2 separate regions of the Homo sapiens genome follow, and region 1 is linked to region 2. A link is an interaction called in ENCODE POLR2A ChIA-PET data of the cell type or tissue named here. Cell type or tissue: PC-9. All regions are shown on one strand. Links, peaks and the distances in the headings refer to the core of each region. The heading gives the core; the rest is flanking DNA.

Region 1 (10,814 bases), core at 3,708-8,707, 140 kb before region 2:
GTGTACTTAGTATAAGAATCTTATAACAGTATACTTCCATTTCTTTTCTCCTGCTCTTGGTCTTTGTGCTGTTTTTTGTCAAGAAGCTTACTTTATATTATAAACCCCACAAAACATTATCATTTTTGCTTTAATTTTTTTTTTTTCCCCAGACAGAGTCTAGCTCTGTTGCCAGGCTGGAGTGCAGTGGCACGATCTCAGCTCACTGCAACCTCTGCCTCCCAGTTTCAAGCGATTCTCTTGCCTCAGCTTCCCGACTAGCTGTGATTACAGGCATGCGCTGCCATGCCCAGCTAATTTTTTTTTTTTTAAATAGAGACAGGGTTTCACCGTGTTGGCCAGGATGGTCTCGATCTCCTGACCTTGTGATCCACCCACCTCGGCCTCCCAAAGTGCTGGGATTACAGGCATGAGCCACCGCGCCTGGCCCTAAATGGTTTTTTTTTTAAGAGAGTTAAAGAATAAGAAACAAAGTCTGTATATTTACCCATACAGTTGCCATTTCTTGTGCTTGTCATTTTCTTACATAGATCTAGATCTCTGCTTAGTATCATTTTTCTCTGCCTGAACATTTTTTATGGTGTGGATTTGCTGGTGATAAATTCTTTCAACTTTTGTATGGCTAAAAAGTTTTCATTTTTCCTTCATTTTTGAAAAATGTTTTGCTAGTTACAGAATTGTAAGTTGACATTTTTCTTTCTTTTAAAAAAAAATTCTTAAGATACAGGGTCTTGCTCTGTTGCCCAGGCTGGAATGCAGTGGCACAATCATGGCTCACTGCAGCCTCAACCTCCTGGGTTCCAGCAATCCTCCTGCTTCAGCCTCTCCAATAGCTTGGATTACAGGTGCATGCCACCATGTCCAGCTAAATTTTTTTCTTTTGGTACTTTAAAGATGTTCCATTGTCCTCTCTCTTGTGTTGGTTCAAATAAAAATTTTCTGCCATCTTTATCTTTCTTCCTCTGTATGTAAAATGTTTCCCTCCATTGTTTTCTATTTTTCTTTGCTTTTTAATAAAATCTTTATTGAGATATAATTTACATACCATACAATTCAAACATTAAAGTTGTACAGTTGTATGTTGCCCAGGCTCGAGGGCAGTGGTACAATCATAGCTCATTGCAGCCTCAACCTCCTGGACTCAAGTGATCCTCCTACCTCAGTCTCCCAAGTAGCTGGGACTACATTCATGCACCATCACACCGGGCTAATTTTTTTTTTTTTTTTTTTTTTTTTTTTGTAGAGATGGGTTTTCTCTACCATGTTGTCCCGGCTGGTCTCAAACTTTTGAGTTCAAGTGATCCTCCCACCTCAGCCTCCCAAAGTGCTGGGATTACAGGCATGAGCCACTGCACCTGGCCTTTTATTATTATTTTTTTTTCTTTTGATACAGGATCTCACTCTTGTCACCCAGACTGGAATGCAGTGGCGCCAACACAGTTCACTTTCAGTCTCGAACTCCTGGGCTCAAGCAATCCTCCCACCTTAGTCTCCCGAGTAGCTGGGACTATAGGCACATGCTGCCACATCCAGGTAATTTTTAGGTTTTTTGTAGAGACAGGGGTTTTACCATGTTGCGTAGGCTGGCCTCAAACTTCTGAGTTCTAGTGATCCTCCTACCTCAGCCTCCCAAAGTGCTGAGATTACAGGCGGGAGTCACTGCGCCTGGCCAAAGTGTTTTTTGTTTTGTTTTGTTTTGTTTTTGGTTTGAGATGGAGTTTCACTCTTGTTAACCAAGCTGGAGTACAATGGCATGATCTCAGCTCACTGCAACCGCCGCCTCCCGGGTTCAAGAGATTCTCCTGCCTCTGCCTCTTGAATAGCTGGGGTTACAAGTGCGTGCCACCATGCCCGGCTAATTTTTTGTATTTTTAGTAGAAATGGGGTTTCACCATGTTAGCCAGGCTGATCTCGAACTCCTAACCTCAGGTGATCCACCTGCCTTGGCCTCCCAAAGTGCTGGGATTATAGGCATGAGCCACCGCACCTGGCCCAAAGTTTGTTTTTAAAGTTTGTTTGGCTGGACTAGAGTTGGGTTTAGTCTAGGACTATTTTGGTCCCACCACGGAGGTAAAACACTTCTGAGTATCCTACCTGATAGATGCTGTGTGAATTATGAAGCTTTGCATTCTAGGGTAATGGGCAAAAATTACTCCTGGCCATATGTGGCCCTCTAATCCTTTTGGTCAGGTCTTTTTCTAACATGCGTGTCATGATCTGTACTCCACTGAAGACTTGAGGGACATCTCTGCAGATCTTGATCTCTGTGCGGCTCTCTCCTCTCCAGTACCTGCCCTACAAACTCTGTCTTCCTTGGCCTCCCTGGACTCCCTGCTCTGTCTCCTCATCTCAGGGGGAACACCAGCCTCAGTTTGAAGTCCACCTCTCTGCACTGCAATTTGGAAACTTCCTCTAGGCAGTAATATGGGGCAATCATAGAGCTCACCTGGTTTGTTTCCCTTCTCTCATATATCCCTGCCCTTTGTTATCTGATGTCCAATGTCTTAAATACTGTTGTTGTTGTTGTTGTTGTTGTCGTTGTTGTTGTTGTTGTTGTTGTTTTGGGACAAAGTCTCTCTCTGTCGCCCAGGCTGGAGTGCAGTGGCGCAATCTCAGCTCACTGCAGCCTCCGTCTCCCGGGTTTAAGCAATTCTCCTGCCTCAGCCTCCCAAGTAGCTGGGACTGCAGGCAAAGTCACCATACATGGCTAATTTTTTGTATTTTTAATAGAGACGAGGTTTCACCAGGCTGGTCTCGAACTCCTGACCTCAAGTGATCTGCCCGCCTCAGCCTCCCAAAGTGCTGGGATTAGAGGTGTGAGCCACCATGCCCGGCCAAAACTGTTGTTTTATATATTTTATCTTGTTTGTTGTTGTTTCAGGGAAAAGAGTATACCCAGTTTCTGTTATGTCATCTTAATTGGAAGCAAAAGGCACTGCTTCTTTCTAAAAAGTTAAGCATAAAGTTTTATTAATAATCTCCATCCAATTATTTTATTATATGAAATTTATAGGAGTCTAATCCTGCACTTTCTTCTGTCTCCTAGTGCTTTGTAATTTATAACATGTTTTATAATTTTGGATTATAAACTCATCTGCAATGGGAACATAATCTGTGGGAACTCTGTGAGGTCTGGGCTTAGTGAACTTACCTCTAGATCACTTTTATATTTGCCTCTCTGAGGCTCCTCTCTTTCTATGTTATTTCTTATTTTTGGTATTCCAGGGCCATAAAAGTAATGTATGTTCAGACATCAAAACCACTTGAGAACAGGCCTTGGTTATTAATTATCATGGGAGTATTTTTTTTGCCTTGACCCAGAATTCAGGTCAAGTCACACAAGCTTCCGTGTTTCTCTGGGCTTAAAGGTGATCTTTTTTTGTTTGTTTGTTTCACCATGTATTAGTTAGGGTTCTCCAAAGAAGTAGAATCAGCATGAGAGAAAGAGATTGATTTATCCTGAGGAATTGGCTCATGCAATTATAGAGGCTCTGAAGTCTCACAAGTCTGCTCTCTGCAAGCTGGAGATCCAGGGAAACTTGGGGTGTAATTTGGTCCAAGTCTGAAAGCTTAAGAACCAGGGTAGCCAATGGTGTAAATCCCAGTCCAGAGGCTGGACAAGATGAGATGAGGTGTTCCAGCTCAAGAAGGCAGGCAGGAAGCAAAAGGGGAAATTTCCTCCTTCTTCCACCTCCTTCCTCCACCACAGATAACCCTTTTGTTCCATTGAGATTGAATGATTTCCACCCACATTGAAGTGGGCAATGTTCTCTACTGAGTCCATCCACTGAAATGTTAATCTCATCCAGAAACATTCTCACAGACACATCTAGAAATAATGTTTAATCTGGGCACCCCGTGGCTAGTCAATGTGACACATAAAATTTACCACCATGCACATTTTCACTGAGGATACAGCACTTTTAAGAGTCCCAAGCTGATGTGGAAGTTTCCACTCCCAGGCACAAGACTTTGTCTCCTGTACCTGCTTGGAGTTGCAACCCAGCCTCCCAAGGCTGCCATGTCCCTGCCAAGCACTAAATCCCCAGGGTGGATACAGCGTTAACTCGTATGCCTAGCTCTCTAGTTTTCTGGGGTTTTTTCTTCCCTTTTTAAAAATTATTATTATTAATTTTTTTAGATGGTCTCGCTGTGTCTCCCAGGTTGGAGTGCAGCGGCATGATCTCTGCTCACTGCAACCTCTGCCTTCCCCCGTTTCAAGCAATTCTCTTGCCTCAGCCTCCTGAGTAGCTGATATTACAGGCACATGCCATCACACCTGGCATTTTTGTAATTTTAGTAGAGATGGGGTTTTGCCATGTTGGCCAGGCTGGTCTCGAACTCCTGGCCTCAAGTGATCTCCCCACCTTGGCCTCCCAAAGTGCTGGGATTACAGATGTGAGCCACTGTACCTGGCCCTTTTTTTAAATTAATAACCTGTTTTTATTATACCAGTAACACCAACTCCTTGTAGGAGAACAGATGAGCCAAAAGAAGAAATAATTGTTAAAGTCTGTGTACATACTACCAGGGCAAGACTTTCTAAATAGTCAAAAACCAACAGATGTTGGCGAGGATGCGGAAAAAAGGGAACGCTCACACACTATTGGTGGGAATGCAAATCAGTACAACCTCTATGACAAACAGCATGGAGATTTCACAAAGAACGAAAAATAGAACTATCATTCTACCCAGCAATCCCACCACTGGGTATCCACCCAAAGGAAAAGAAATCGTTGTATCCAAAAGATACCTGCACTTGTATGCCTATCACAGCACAGTTCACAATAACAAAGACCTGGAATCAATCCAATGTCCATCCATGGGTGACTGGATAAAGAAAAGATGGTACATGATGGGATACCAGTCAGACATAAAAAAAGAATAAAATCATGTTTGATTTTATTTATTTATTTATTTGATTTTATGTATCCACATGGGTGGAACTGGAGGCCATTATTTTAAGTGCAAATAACTCAGAAACAGAAAGTCAAACACCACCCATTCCCACTTACAAGTGGGAGTTAAACAGTGTGTACACAGGATCATGGAGTGTGGAATAAGAGACACTGAAGACTTGAAAAGGTGGGAGGGTGGGAGGGGCTGAGGAATGAGAAATTACCTTTTGGGTACAATGTACACTATTTGGGTGATGGGCACACTAAAAGCCCAGACTGCCACTATATAATATATCCACGTGACAAAACTACACTTGTACCCCCTAAATCTACAAAAATAAAAAATCAAATACTTTTCTAAAAGAACATTTAAGGACACCTGGTTTAAGCAAGCACAATTTAGTGAACTATGTAGTTTCAGCATACTCCTGTTACTACAATTCTTGCTAATAGCAAATATATACATGATACCTAGAGTGAACAGTGCCTCTCTCCCTCTAAATGTTAGGTCATGAGAGCATTATCAAGGCTTCAAAAGGAAAACTTTCTCATACACTGTATTCTTTTTTGAGACAGAGTCTTGCTTTGTTGCCCAGGCTGGAGTGCAGTGATGCCATCTCGGCTCACTGCAGCCTCCGCGTCCCGGGTTCAAGTGATTCTTGTGCCTCAGCCTCACAAGTAACTGGGATTACGGGCATGCACCATGGCCGGCTAATTTTTATATTTTTGGTAGAGACGGGGTTTCACCATGCTGCCCAGGCTGGTCTCAAACTCGACCTCAAGTGATCCGCCCACTTTGGCCTCCCAAAGTTTTGGGATTACAGGTGTGAGTCACTGCAACTGGCTGGAAAAATTTCTCATACACTGTATTCTAAATGTCCTATTTTTCTATCGGCTCTTTTGCCTTAGAAATAGAGACACTCGTTGCATCTTCCTTTGACAACCTTTTTTGGAGGGTCCATGCTGCGCATTTGGCCTTGCCCTTTAAAGTCCAGCATTCCCAGATACTCAATATTAATGTCTCCAATTATAGCTTGTTTGTAAAGTCCATCGAGTTTTTTCAGTTCTTTATTATCTGCTTTTTTTTTTTTTTTTTTTTTTTTTTTTTTTTTTTTTTTGAGATGGAGTCTCGCTCTGTCCCCCAGGCTGGAGTGCAGTGGCACGATCTCGGCTCACTGCAACTTCTGCCTGCCGGGTTCAAGCGATTCGGCTGCCTCAGCCTCCCGTGTAGCTGGGATTACAGGCGCCCGCCACCACCTGCGGCTAATTTTTGCATTTTCAGTAGAGACGGGGTTTCGCCATGTTGGCCAAGCTCGAACTCCTGACCTCAGATGATCCACCCACCTCAGCCTCCCAAAGTGTTGGGATTACAGGCGTAAGCCACTGCGCCCGACCCCTCATCTGGTCTTGTTGGCAGCTTCCTCACGTCTTCTGCAGCCTTGTCGATCAGCCTGCAGTGCCATGGTGGTGGCGGCCGCACTGCTGCTTCTGTCCCGGCACTCCCTTCTTTCTTTCTGAGGGCTCAGCTACACACTTAAAAGAATGTTGGTTATTTTATCCAGAATTTCTTTATGATTATTTTGTCTTTCATATTTGGTCCCCCATATTGTCAGAAATGGAATGTTTCCAGTTACTTCTTTTTTGTTTTTTGTTTGTTTGTTTGTTTTGGAGAGAGGGTCTCGCTATGCTGCCCAGGCTGATCTGGAACTCCCGGGTCCAAGTGCTCCTTCTGCCTCAGTCTCCTGGAGTAGCTGGGACTATGGGCTTGCACCACTGTGCATGATTAAGATTACTTCTTAACCTATTATCATCAGACTTGCACCTCCACAGCTTTACAGATGCTGTTCTTCAAAAACCATTGGTAACTGGAGCAACTGCCAAATTCCATGGGTGCTGTTTCAGTTAGGATGAGCTCCAATCACAAGTGATGAAATACAAAAAATCAACCATAAAGATGCTTGATTTTTCTAACATAGGTGGTCCCAGGGTCAGTTTGGCAACTCACTTCTATTGAGAACTTATGTTTTTCTGTCCTTCCACTCTGCCATCCCCAGAATGTCAGTGAAGATTTTTCACCTCATCGTCACATGATGGCTGCCTCCCATGACTACATCAGAGGAGCAAAAGGTGGGCCAGGCACAGTGGCTGAGAGAGGTCTGTAAGGAAGAAGTCCTTTTTGCTTGCCACCTTTTGCTACTTTTTGCTACTTTGCTACTTTTTTTTTTTTTTTTTCATCTCATCACTTTCAAATAAACTCAGACACCTGGGTGACTTTTCTCTGCTTCAGATTTACAATAAGTCAAGTTAAAGATTTTTTTTTCTTGTTGCCTTTCTTCTCCCTACCATTGATACTAAGATCTGATGCTCACTCGAATAATCAAAGAAGTAAACAAATTGTGCAGAGTTTGTTTGTTTGTTTTTAGACAGAGTCTTGCTCTGTTGCCCAGGTTGGAGTGCAGCTGCACGATCTCAGCTCACTGCAACCTCTGCCTCCCGAGTTCAAGAGATTCTCCTGCCTCAGCCTCCTGAGTAGCTGGGATTACAGTTAGCCAAGATTGTGCCACTGCACTCCAGCCTGGGCAACAGAGCGAGACTCCGTCAAAACAAAACAAAACAAAAACACCACAATTCTTCTTTGCTCAAAAAGGCCCCCACCTGCAGAGTGCCAGCAAATCATACTATCTATCTACAAAGGAAAGCAGTCTGCACAATTTGTTTACTTGTTTGATTATTCGAGTGAGCATCAGTGCTTAGTATCAATAGTAGGGAGAAGAAAGAAAGGCAACAAGAAAAAAAAATCTTTAACTTGACTTACTGTAAATCTGAAGCAGAGAAAAGTCACCCAGGTGTCTGAGTTTATTTGAAAGTGATGAGATGCAGTTTCCTATATTGGGCAGAATAGGGGAGTGGGGCGGGAGGTAGAAGTGAAGTTCAGGTTTAGACAAATAGAGGATTCACATCTTTGCACACTTGAGTTTGTGTGACTCTGGAATTTTGCATCTGCCAGATCTGTTTATGATTCTGTTGCCTTTAACAGACGACAGGCACCTCAAGAACAGAGATGTGGCTTTATGCATTTCTTTAACATGTCTTCCCTCCCTTCCATCTTTCTCAGTGCCTAGTACGAGACCTGCAGCATGTTAGGTGCTCTACAAAAATATTTGTTTAATAAAAGATCGAGTGAATGAAAACATGAGCAAAGGAGGTTACTACAATGGGAAGAAACAAACTTAACCGATTTTTTTTTTTTTTGAGACAGAATCTTGCTCTGCAACCTCCACCTCTGGGTTCAAGCAATTCTCCTGCCTCAGCCTCTCAAGTAGCTGCGATTACAGGTGTGTGCCACCATGCCCAGCTAATTTTTTATATTTTTAGTAGAGATGGGGTTTCACCATGTTGGCCAGGCTGGTCTTAGAACTCCTGACCTCAGGTGATCCACTCACCTTGGCCTCCCAAAATGCTGGGATTACAGGTGTAAGCCACTGCACCCCGCCAAACCCAGCTGATTTTTCAGTCGATTTAACTGTATCCTCATTAAGGGAAGAAATGGAGAGATGTACATATGTATGAGAGAGAGAGACAGAGAGAGAGAGAGAGAGAGACAGAGAGAGAGAGAGACAGAGAGAGAGAGAGAGAGAGAGACAGAAGGGAAATATCTGCAGAGAGAACAGAGCTATGATCACTAAGTAGAACAGAGGCAGCCTAATCGCCTAATCAGATACCCAGTCGGGGCCCCACCTGACTCCTACTGCAGCTGGGGGGTGGAGGGACTAGAAGGTTCAGCTGGAGTGGTCTCCCCTTCTGCAGCTCCAGTCTCCCCACCTCCAACCCCCACTGCCACTGCCCCGTGAGGAGGCTTGGAAGCTGTGGGGAGGGGAGGCAGCCGAGTTGGGCTTCTAGAACGAGGCGGGATGGTGTGAGCTCAAACGCCCTGCAATTGCTGGAGCAACAGCGGCGACACTTGAGTTATTCACAAAGGCTGGAATTCAAATGAGGCTGGCACCGCTCCAAGTCGCAATAGCTTAGGAGGAGAGAGAAAGGCATATTAACTATTCATCAAGGTCTTCGCGTTGCATGGGCTCTGAGGGTTCTCCATCTGCGTCCCTCCCTCTGTCACTGACTGGGGGTAGGGGGCGGGGGGTCCCCCAGAAGCACTTTATCTGTCAGTCTGTGAGCGGGGGCTGGGGGTGGGGGACTGAAGTTAGGCAGATTTGTCTCATCACATGATGGGGGACCTGTATCATGTGATGGCTCCGGTGATGTTGGAGGCGGCATGTGACTCCCAGGGCTACGTGGGTTCAAAAACAATTTAATACAAAAACACAAGCAGGTTCCCCTCCTCTCCTTTGCCTTTGGTCTGGCTCTCCCCATCGCTGGGTTCAGTGCCTGACTGAATGGAAAACCCGTCGTCTTGCAGCCACTAACCTGTGAGCGCCGGGTACCTGGAGACCAGGCCCCTCTGCTGGGGGCCCCCAGGAGCGGTGCCCCATCATTTTGCAGCCCACTGACTCCCAGCCTGGTAAGTTACTGCACACTTTCAGCAATTATCTGCGAAGCTTTCCTCAACTGCCTCATTAGCATGCGCAGGGCACCCTCGCTGGGCCCGTTGGAAGGGAAGTGCCTGCCGGCTCTGGGGAGCTGCGGCTCTCGGGCCCTGCCAAACAGACGCAGCCTTCCTAAGGAGCAGCGCTGCGCTGGCTCTGCTGGGGTGGAAGGAGCTTCTCCTTCGCTGTCCTCCCTCTCCCTTCCCAGCCCATCTTATTCCGAGCCTCTCCTCTCTCTATCTTACTCCTCCTAACCTCTCTCACCTCTCACCTTCCCCCTTTCCACCCCCTGCCCTCAGATTTATTTATTTATTTATTTATGACAGAATCTCGCTCCGTCGCCCAGGCTGGAGTGCAGTGGCGCAATCTCGGCTCGCTGCAACCTCTGCCTTCCGGGTTCAAGCGATTCTCCTGTCTCAGCCTCCCGAATAGCTGGGATTAGAGGCGCCCACCGCCACACCCGTCTAATTTTTTTGTATTTTTAGTAGAGATGGGGTTTCACCATGTTGGCCAGGCTGGTTTCGAACTCCTGACCTCCGGTGATCTCCCCGCCTTGGCCTCCGAAAGAGCTGGGATTACAGGCATCAACCCCTGAGTCCAGCTGGATTTTCTTTTTTATTCACATACCTTTCTGTCTCCCACTGATTTTTCTTAGGAGTTCCTCTCATCCTCTAACCTCGCTTTTTAAAATTATTTTTCTGGATACCTAGATTTTTGTCCTTTCTGGCCAGAGCCTGAAAGAACAGCTTCTAAGGACTTGGTGATTGGAAATGTACCTTCTAAAAAAAATTCTTTTTTCACTAAGACAGTGTAGAATGCCCAGTTCCCGCTGTGTGTACGTGCGTGCACATATGTGTTAAAGGAGATGGATACATTGCTTGGGGCCATCAGAACTGTTTCCTGGGAGGTGGTTTCTTGGCTCCACACCCCAGCTCAGCAAGGGAATGATCAAGTGATAGGAGGCACAGTTACAGCAGTCAGGAGACAAGGCACTCGGACCCCAAACGTCTGACTCTCTGTGGGAGAAACCAGGGCTCAAAGCAGGAGCAAAAAATCTAGTGCTGGATGCGCTCGGGCATCGAGAGGCATCTCGTAGAGCTGGCTCCGAGTTTGAGGCCACACCTTTGCAGAATGAGGCAGCATGTGAGCGATTTAGTTCAATGTAATTGCAGTGGAGATGGACAGGGAGAGGACAGATTAGAATGATGTTTAAGGGATAGAAATAACAAGTCTTGCAGATATATTACATATATTAGTTGAACCATGGGGAAGCCAAATGTGAATTGTGAAATTATGGCAGTGGCTGGACACAGTGGCTCACACCTGTAATCCCAGCACTTTGGGAGGCTGAGGCAGGCAGATCACCTGAGGT
Region 2 (10,814 bases), core at 2,265-7,264:
GCACAGTCTTAATAGCAGATCTACAGATCTTACTCAGATTTTGCCAGTTGTCTCAATAATTCCCTTTAGAGCCAAACGAAATCTATTTTTTCTTGGTCAGGTCTTCAATCGAAGATCACAAGTAGCATTTAGTTTTCATGTTTGTTTAGTTGCCTGCATTCTGGAAGTTTCTTAGTTTCTGCTCTTCAGGACCTTGATATTTTTAAAGAATACAGGCTAGTTACTTTGTAGAATGTCCCTCAGTCTGTATTTGTCCGTTATTTCCTTATGACCTGATCAGGTTATGCAGTTTTGGCAGGAATAGTACAGAATTGATGTGGTGTTCTCAGTACATCATGTCAGGAGATGCCTGATATCCTTTTATCCCATTATTGGTGATGGTTAACTTCAACTGCTTGGGTGAGGTGGTCTCTGTCGGGTTTCATCACTGCAAAGTTAGTATTTTTCCCTTTGTAATTAATAACACTATTGTTGGGAGATACTTTGAGAGTACGTAAATGTCTTGTTTTCTCATCAATGTGCTTGCCTTAACCAGTAGGGCCAAGTAGTGATTTTTAAAGTCAACCATTCTTCTTACATTAGTTGATATTTTACTGTAAGATTTGGTACTTCTCTCCATTCACTCACTCAATCATTCATTCATATCAGTATGGACCCATGGGTTCTTATTTTATTCAGTTGTTTGTAATTTTTTATTAGCATAATTTATCGCTCAAATTATGGTGCTAGTGGAAGCCCCTTTCAAGCTCAACTTCCCACTTTTTGAGATCCATACTGTCATCTGGATCCTTACTGCTACCTGTTTGTATGCTATTCTCCTTCCTTCCTAAGGGGAAGACATGCCAGCTAAAGCTAAGCTAAGAAATATACAGCATTGCTGCCACTCTGTCTGTTGTCCTCTTTTGTGCTCATACTCTGTCACAAATATATATTTTTTATTAATTTGTATATGTACACGTCTCCAGAATTTCTTTATGCACGTACAAGGACATGTAAATATATATATATTCATATCCCTCCCAACACAAAAAGATAGCACACTGAGCCTTAGATTTTGTTTTGTTTTTCCAGTTAACTTTAAGCCTTCCTGATCCTTTCACATCAGGGTGTAGAGGAGACCTTTGTTTTGCAGCTGCATAATATTCCATTTTATGGATATATCCATTTTATTTAACTACTGTATTTGCAGATAATTGTCAGTTATTGTAAATAGCATGTTCCCCACCCTTCAATACGATGACCCCTTTCCACTTCCAGATAACTATTAGTTGTCCTTACTTTAAAAAATATGCAAAACTTCATTTTATCCTATTCTCTTCATTTTACAGCTGAAGCTTTTGAAAAACCGATCCAAATCTCCAACTTCCTTACCTATTTTTGCTCCAGTTCAGTTTTCATCTCTACTGTCTGGTGAATTCTATAGTTTTGAAGGTTGCTAGTGACTTCCTGTTGTGTAGTGCTAGACAGGTTTTGGTGATTAATTTAGGTAGGAGGATAAAAATGAGAAAAGGAATGGGGGGTGGCAATCAAATGGGAAAAGAGGAAGACTGGAAGGAAATAGAAGAAGGTGGGATCTGCATGGGAGAAAGTAGGAGAACAGAATGTTTTTTGGCAGAAGATGTAAAGTGTATTTTTATTTCTAGCTTGTAACATACAGCTGGCTTCTATGTGAGGATGAGCTAGCTTGTGGTGTGTTGCTGACTGATAGGCTAGTTGGGCCCTCAGGAAAGTTGCTTCCTGTTTTCTGTCTCCTAAAGCAAAATAGAGACACCTAACCCCTTGTCCCATTATTGTCATTTCTCCCTCTGTTGCCCAGGGTGGCATGCAGTGGCACAATCATAGCTCACTGCAGCCTCCAACTCCTAGGCTCAGTTGATTCTTGGGCCTCAGCCTCCCATGTAGCTGAGACTACAGGTATGTACCATCCCCCCCCCCCCCAGCTAATTGTTAGGATATTTTGAGTTATCTCAGATTTATTCTTTGCTTGCTTTTTTCACTGCCACCATGCTAGTTTGGGGAACTACACATTCACTTAGATTTTCGCAACAGTCTTCTCACCCTTGTTTTTGCCAATTTATTGCCTATTCTTACCCAACATTTTCCCTCCCTTTTTCAATTCCAGTCAGTGCTGGTCCCTGCAATTGTCATGCTGACAAGTCTCCATACTTCGCTTGTGCCCACACCTTTCTGTGCTCCTAAAAAATCTTGCCTCTTTTGCAAGAGCCAGATCAACTTCTTACTGCTCCATAAAGCCTTCCACAGTTGAAACAGCTCTTATACCTGTCTTACTTCACTAATCTTGTTTACAACCTGTACCAAATGTTTGCTTGTTTTCTTATTTCAGATGTGTTCAGTTGTTTCTACAAAATTGTAGGAATTTTTTTCCTATAAAAAAAATCATGTTTCCTAGCTGAGTGCAGTGGCTCACCCCTGTAATCCCAGTACTTTGGTAGGCCGAGGTAGGAGGATTGCTTGAGCCCAGGAGTTTGACACCAGCACCACCTCATTCCAGCTCGGGGCAACTGAGTGAGACTTCGTCTCTAAATAAATAAATAAGAAGTTTAGTGCTTGAGGTTTCTATTGGGAGCTGGTTCTGTACACTATGGAAATCTACTCCCCGCCCCACTTTAAAATTACTGTGTAGTATTCCTTGGTGTGATTACAGGATGATTTAACTTTTCCCTATTGATTGGTTTTTGGTTATGATTTTATGCTGCGGTGTCTATCTTTGTACGGTTCCTTTTTCAGAGGCTTAGATTTGAATTGATGGATCATAAGATAGTGACATTTAAAAATTCATTGTGAATAGATACTTCCAAATTGCTCACCAGAAGCTTAGTGCTAGTCCATACATACTTCTGATAGCAAGTACAAGAGTACCCTTCAGAAGGGATTAATTTTAATGATATTCAGGGCTGGGAATGTAGGAAAAATTGACCATCAAGTGTCAGGAGGCGCAAGAGTAGGAAGGGGCATTCTACCTCCAAGGTGTACCCTGCTCCCTTGATAGGCCCTTGAAATAGAGACAGACTCTCACTATGTTGCCCATTCTGTTCTCAAACTCCTGGCCTCCCAGACTCCTGGGATTACAGGCCTGAGCCACCATACCCGGCCAGAAACGCATTCTTGAACGGTACAAGTAAATCATTTGTAGTGGCTACTGGAAGATACGGGCAAAATTTGAAGCTTAGCTTGATTTGTTGTGTGGAATCCTAATCTTGATCTATTTGTTTTTTCAGATCGAGATATTGCATTTCCCCTAGTCAATGTATGAAACCAACTTTAAAATACAATTTACATACAGTAAAATTCAAACATTGAGTGTGTAGGTGAATGATTTGACAAATGTATACACCCTTGTAATTATCACTCCAATCAAGTTAGAAAACATTTCCATTTTCCTAGAAAGTTCCCTCAGTGGCATTGACTTTTACAGGCCACCTCAAAGCCTTTATACATGAGATGCAGGACATAAGTCAAGTTCTGATAAAAGGGGAGTCTGGTTTTTACAGACAACGAGGTAGATTCATAGAACTTACAGATGTGAGGTATCCTGCAAAGTAGCCTTCAGGGCATGGATGATTGCTAACTGGAGTGTTGTCTTGGTGGCAGGTGCATCAAACAGGGTGGCCCACTTAGGCCTTTCAAATCCATCAGTCCTTGCTCCTCTTGATAGTTGTGGTAAATGATATAGTCAGATGTCTTAAGTGAGTCTCTATGAACATTTAACTCCTGGAAGCTGACGTGTTTGGGCACAGGTGTTGTTGTTGTTTTTCCAGTTGGCTTTCTCTGAAGGAGGAGATATGGGAAAAAGCATGACTGGTTGGCTGTGATGATAGTGTTGAAGAACAAAACTTACTCCCCTCTGTGCTTACAGTATCGGCTGATACTGTGATATTTCCTTGAGAAGAAATGTCTGGTACATCTTTTAAGTACTAAAGGGGATATTTTTGGCCAGGAAAACACTTGCTAGTAACCTCATCAGAAAGTCTTGAAAATGAAGTTTGAGAAAGGAGAAAATACTCCAGATAGAGACCATTACATGGAGTAAAATTATAGTGACATAGAAGATCAGAAAAGGACATGTCTGTAATTCACAGCAGAACATGAAGAACAAATGCTGAAGGTGCTAGATGTTTCTGAATAAGTACCTGTGCTATTTTGACACAAGAAGGGTAAAGACAGCCTTTTGGGTGCCACTGAGGACTGGTGAGTTGGATTCATGGCTAGGCAATTGAGTGCTTACTAGATAAGCTTTGTGCTAAGTAAGCAGTCCTAATTCTTATAAAAATATTAAGACATTGACATGTATGGTCATTTGCCCCCAGTTTTTTCATGAAGAAACAGAGGCTGAAGAAGATTAAGTATTTTTAACTAGTAATCAGCTTTTAATCTTGACTTCTGCATGTCTCAGGGTAGGTAACATGACAGTGGTGTAACCTAGTTGCCGTTGTTTACTGATTTTACTCTGCTGCTCTCATATGCTGTGGCTTTCTTGCTCCTTGACTTCCCTGGGATTGTAGTGTGAGTGAGCTTGTTCAGTCTTACTACCTCCTGCACACAGAATTCAAAAGAGAGTGAGTCATGGCCACAGTTGGCAGGAATCTGTTATGTTACTCCATTAGCCACATGACACTTCTGCTTGTAACAAAATGACAGCGAAGTATAGCAACAGTTATCATACTCTTCTTCCAGTTATCCTTTTAGCTGATTTTAGTAGTCCTATACTTTACTAAGTTTTTATCAATTGTGCATAATGTCATTCATTTCATTTTTCGGTGTCTGCATCTCCTCTCAGTCTGTTCCATCAGCAAAGCCAACTTAAATTTTGTTTAATCTCATTGCAGCGCACCTATAGCAACAACCCCTTCCAGTTTCTTAGGCACTTGTCTTTCTCCTTTTATCTTCTTCAACATCCCTACTGCCATATGCATTCCAGCCTTGATAAATAATGTGCAGCTTCCAAAATGTCTAGTTCATATCTCCAAATCTCTCTTTTTCTGCCTGATATTCCTTTTTTTTGAAACAGAGTCTTGCTCTGTCGCCCAGGCTGGAATGCAGTGGTGCCATCTCAGCTCACTGCAAGCTCCACCTCCCAGTTTCACGCCATTCTCCTGCCTCAGCCTCCCGAGTAGCTGGGACTACAGGTGCCCGCCACCACGCCCCTGCCTGATATTCTTAGTGTCCCCTCTGGAAAGCTTCCTCAGGGCAGAGTTAGGTATTTTCATTTTGTGTGATGCTTTTCTTTGGGTAACTGGTTATTTTGGTTGTTGGTATTATGAATGAAGGTTTAGGGTCTAGACTTTAGGGTGATGACTACAGGTAGCCGGAGTGAGTTTCTTCCGCCTTTGCAAAGGTTTTTTTTGCCCAGTAGACTCCTTCCCTGAATGGGAAGGCTGATCTGTGTGAAGGGTGTTGATTGGCAAGCTTTACTTTACAGTGTGATGGAGGGAGTGGCAGCAGCCTCCAGTAAGATGGGCTTTGTTCTGGGACAACCAAACCCATTCAAGCACCTATCAGACTCCTGTGGAAGGTTTTGTTTCTTTAGAGAGTATTTCTTTGGCTTGAGGCTGCATTTAGAAGCAGCTACTATCTGTGGCTGTGTAGGCATCTGGATGGGAAGTGGGTGGGGTTGAGTAGCTATGGCTTTTCTATTCCTTAGGCAGTCTTTTTGCTTCATGCTCTCTTGCTCTGGTCTTCTGGAACCCTCTCTAGAGCTCCACCAGAAAGGATGGTGCCTAAAACATCTATTTCAGACTGCTCTTATGTTTATTCTTGGGTGGGGTGGCTTTTGCTTTTGCTTATTCATTTGCTTTGAATAGAATAAAAAAGTAATAACCCTTTTTCCTGAAAGGTAATAACCTGTTTCCTGAAACACATTTGCGCAGTCTGTCACTTTGAAATCCTGAACCAGAGGTTCTGTTGACAACTTTAACCATTTGAGATTTTTAAAATTTAAACAAACTAATATGAAGAATACATTATTAGACCAGGCGTGGTGGCTCACACCTGTAATCCCAACACTTTGGGAGGTCAAGGTGGGCAGATCACTTGAGGTCAGGAGTTTGAGACCAGCCTGGCCAACTTGGTGAAACCCCGTCTGTACTAAAAATACAAAAATTAGCCAGGCATGGTGGCAGGTACTTGTAAACCCGGCTACTCGGGAGGCTGAGGCAGGAGAATCACTTGAACTCGGGAGGTGGAGGCTGCAGTGAGCAGAGATCATGCCACTGCATTCCAGCCTGGGTGACAGAGCAAGACTCTGTCTCAGAACAAACAAGAGTACGTTATTGTTTCCCAAGAATTGATAGAATACCTTGGAATGTTGATAGAATATGAAATTGTTGTAATGCTGAAATACAAATCACCTATTTATTAATAAGTTATATTCTAAAAATATTTACAAAGCTTTTTAGAGCAAGGAAAACTAAAGGTAGCTTCCAGAAACCTAGGTGAGAGAGGATTGTGGGGAGGTCTCAGGCATTGCCATTAGCTACTAATTGATACTTGGGGCCAGTAGCAAGGTAACTCCAGCTTAAATGATGAAGTTTACATTCTAGGATTGGAGGAAATTGCTTGTTTCCCAATGTAAAATTTGCTAATTTTAGGTTGTCTTCCTTGATATGATATTGAGATAAAAGCTGTGCTACTTGTGGCTTATTAAAGTGAATTGTACCATATAGTGGCTATATAGTTAGGGTTAGGTTGCAGGTTGTGTTTTATTTCAATGAATGATAAAATAATAATTTGCCATGTCTTCTAATAAGAGTGAAAAAGTGAAAATGAATCTGTATGCAACATTATTTTTATTTCTTAATACATTTTGGGAAACTTAATTGCAACTGTGTGGTTCAGGGATTTAGTGCAAGAAGAAGAACAGTTGATGGAAGAAAAGAAAAAGAAAAAAGACGACAAGAAAAAGAAGGAAGCTGCTCAAAAGAAGGTAGTATGTGTGTAAACTATTTATATTAAGCAGTTTAAACATAGAATTAAAAAAAAATTACTCTTACAGATTTTGAAGGCATTTATTTGATTTAATGTTTTAGCTTTAATGGAGATTCATTTTAATATTTAATGTCTTTGAATATGCATATAAAGTAACTTGCTGAGTTTGTACAATTTAATGCATATTTAATCTTGTCAATAGTTTTTCAAAGGTAAGTACATTTTATGGATCTTTATCTTTCAAATAGCTGTTCCTAGGTGTTTCATAATATATCATTTTATAAGTGGGAAGAGCATGGAATTTGCAGCCAAGTTGAGAGTATTTGAAATCTCACTCTCCCACATAGCACATAGAATGGTGTGACTTTAGATTTTATTTAGCCTCTCTGGGCCTTAGTTTCCTTGTGTTTTGTTAAATGAGGGTTGAATTGAGATGATGTTATTATATGTAATACAGAAATAGAGTATTAAAGGAAAATGTAATAGACATAATAGGAAGTAAAGTGTCAGTTTCTTTTTCCCTCTTTATTTAGTACCTGGGCTGATTTTTAAAGTGTGCAGTGTACATTAGCCTTAAAATAAACCTCGGACATTGTTTACTGCAAGGGAATTCTAAACTAGCTAATTTAGTATAGGAAACTATAATTCAATGCAAAGTAAGTTAAAAAAATCTGTAATTATTAAAAATTTTCCATTTAATTGTTACATACCAAACAATTGTATTAGTATTGTTAATACTAAAAACTGATAATAGTTAGCTAAATGGGCACTCATCTCCTACTATGTCAAGGTTTCAAGACATTAAAATGCTCTAAAAACCTAGTGAAATTACTGTTTCAATTATCTGTTGTAATGAAAAATTATTTTAATTTCTAATATATGCCTTTTTTGAGCCAGGCATTGTGCTAGGAACTGGATGTAGACTATAGCAAGATACTTATGTCCACATTATTTAATAGGGGAAAACACAGGCTGTAAAAATGGCAGGTGAGGCATTTATGGGGAACTGTTGCAGTACAGAGAGAGAGGTGCATAACTCAGGCTGAAATGGGGCAGAGGGACAGAGAAATTTCGTTAGAGTAGAAATTAGGTGAATAAGGAGCAGAATAGAAAAGGATTCCAAACAGTGAAAACTCAGAAATACTTGGTAGCCTGTATGCATTAAAGGATGGGTTTTGCTTGGGGGAAAGGGAGGGAACCAAGGGTAGAACTCTGAAGAGTTGAACTAGGAAAGGCTAGGAGGTTTTCTCAAGGCTTTGGGGAAAATGCTGAAAATGTTTTAGTAGAGTGACATAAAAGTTTGTATTTTAGTATGTTTACCTTGGAAAATTGTGGAATTGGTTTAGAGGGGGTAGATACCAGAGTGTGAAATACTGGTGAAGGGACTATTAAAGTAATCCACAGAATTTGTTTAAAGGATATAGAGGGAGAGTCAGCTTAGATTGACTCGCAGGTTCCAGATGAGTGACTACATTTGAGAGGAGTTAATCAGGCTAGGGGATACAAAGAAAGGAGAAATGATAAATAATTCAGTTCTGCATGTCCTGAGCCTAGGGGTGTCATCAGCAAGTATTAGGGGAGGAGAATTAAGTATGAGATGAGAGGAGATGATGTGGCCCTAGCCACCTGCCTTTTGCTTGCTCTTAGGGGTGCCTGGGAAGGGATGCATAGGTATATGCCATGGTTAGGGTTTTGGTAGGCTTCTCGTGGTTTGGTATTGATGGATGTCTTGGGCCTCTGTCAGAGGCTGTTTATGTAGGACAGTCTTTGCAGTCTGGTCGGTCATTGCTCGAGATTTCTTATGAGAAAGTTGTGTCCTCTGTAAGTCTGAGGTTGGGGTAAAGGCTTATCAGACTCTTGTTCCATGGTGTGAAAGGCCATTTGCCCAATGAAAAGAGCTTCTAAGAAACTTAAGAGGTTTATTGAAAAGGATGGTTGGATATACTTTATGTAGATTCAGTAGTTTGGCAAGCATCTGAGTGTTGAATTAGGCTCTGTTGGTCCCTGTGTCTAAGGAGTTCAAGAATTAGCTGATAAGTCAGAATGTATGTGAAATGGCTAGAGAAGAGGCCTAAGACAATATATAAGCGTATTTGTTTGGAATTTATTCTATTTACTGAGAAATTTTAAGAAAGGGAGGGGTCACTTGAATGATGTCTTTAAATATTGTATTTTTGTGAATATAATTTTAAAGTTGTAACATATACAGCAATGGCTCTAATTGTTACAAGTAAATCTTTACATTCTTGTATAATCAAATCTCTAAATCACCAAGTCAGTATAAGTGGTCACTTATGTGTAGGCAGCTTATAAATAAGCCTGTAACACATGAGTGGTGATTATTGTGCCATTTGACTTCTCACCAAATCTGAAGTGACAGCTTTTCATACTGTTGCCCACTTCATTCCTGTCTCACCCCATGGTTCCAGTCTCTCACCTCAACCATGTCCTTACTAGAACCATCATCAGAAGCTTAGGGATATAAGAAGTTTTTCCTTCTTTTGCCAGATCTTCAGCACTGATAGGGTATTCCTGTGTGTCTCATAGACACATCATAGTATCTACCCACTGAACACAATATAAAGGAAGGTTTAATACCTCTAATAAATGTTAAGTTTAGCAGGCTAGGCCGCTACTGTAAATTAGACTGTTCTCCAAATTTCAAATAATCAGCTTACAACTGAATTTGAATACAACCTGTCGGTGAAGTGAGGACAGCTGGTATTTCCATAGAGTGTTACCAGATAGCTCTTGAAAAGAAAAGAAAACCCCCAAATGACACACTTATAGCCCATATGAGGAATTGTGAGTCACAGGGTTTTTAAGACAGGTTTCCTGGAACTTGTCTTTTGTCGCTAGTAGGAGCCAGCAGGTGTATCCAGGCAGATATCTACATGAGCCAGGTGGGCAGGCCCATTTATATAAATGTTGGCACATAAACTCACTACAGTAAAAAGTATTTTATGTAATTTATATTTTCTTATTTTTGAAAAAGGCCAGATATTATCTGTTCTAATACATTTGTTCATTTTTAATATAAGGAACCTAAGCATCAGAATGAATTAAGTGATTGACCTTGGTTTTATCATGGTGACAGAACCAGGAATATAATTGAAATCTCTCTCCTCCAGCTGGTGCTTTGCCAAAACCCTGTGCCATGACTTTATCCTTTTCATGCAGAACATTATCTTATACTTTGCTTTATTTTTTGTCATTTAAAGGTGAACTTTAAAATTGGAAAATAATATATTGTGATAATTTTTATAATAGGGTATAAAATAGGTTCTTATACCATGAATACAGAAAATGCATACATTTAATGGTCCCCAGTAGCCACTGTGGTTTTTTTAAAATTAACACCATGGGTTATTTTCTATTTTAAATAAAAAGCCAGATAACACAACTTCCTATAAAAACAATTAGACACCGACGAGCCTTACAACGATATTTTCGTTTTGATAGTTTTTATTATCCTATCATTTAAATATTAATTTACATATTTAGATTCTTTAAAGAGCTTTTTCACATTAAAAACAGGGTGATTTGTATTGTATTTCAGCCCCAATACATTTCTAATTAATATGGAGACCGATGACTTTTGTTCTTAAAATTTTTTGAAAAGCCTTTTCATCAAAGATTATGTATAACACTCTTTTCTGTTTCATATCTAAGAACCAGGGCTATTATTTTCTGATTCTTGGGCTTAGAAAATAATTTGACAGAGCATGGAAATGTAGTTTCCATACTTTAAAAAAAGGAGGGGGGTGACAGTAGTAGCAGTAGGTTACCATGGATTTCTCTCCAGGTTCTGTTTTTAGAAGAAATTTCTCCAAGGGATCTTAAGGGAAATGTAATGAGGAGGAAAATAG

Evidence for each region. ChIA-PET counts read pairs that join two places held together with the same protein. Peaks named below come from ENCODE experiments on the same cell type or tissue, not always from the same donor. Only the 100,000 strongest peaks of a DNase experiment are listed, where the experiment ranks them.
Region 1: POLR2A ChIA-PET joins it to region 2 with 10 read pairs; 3 of 35 experiments call an interaction of 5 or more read pairs at or near these places.

What each region holds. Positions count from the first base shown.
Region 1 is chr16:24,601,068-24,611,881 of GRCh38, forward strand. It overlaps the pseudogene LOC107984829 and a transcript of TNRC6A not described here. Among named protein-coding and RNA genes, the nearest start is that of LINC01567, 65 kb to the right of the region's middle. In PC-9, for the core only: no CTCF peak of the experiment used is centred there; no DNase peak of the experiment used is centred there; H3K27me3 peaks cover 203 bases.
Region 2 is chr16:24,743,871-24,754,684 of GRCh38, forward strand. It overlaps TNRC6A (trinucleotide repeat containing adaptor 6A), which reads left to right. Exons shown (of 25, transcript NM_014494.4): 3 at 6,856-6,943. Among named protein-coding and RNA genes, the nearest start is that of TNRC6A, 20 kb to the left of the region's middle. In PC-9, for the core only: no CTCF peak of the experiment used is centred there; a DNase peak (open chromatin) is centred at 4,561; H3K27ac peaks cover 1,242 bases.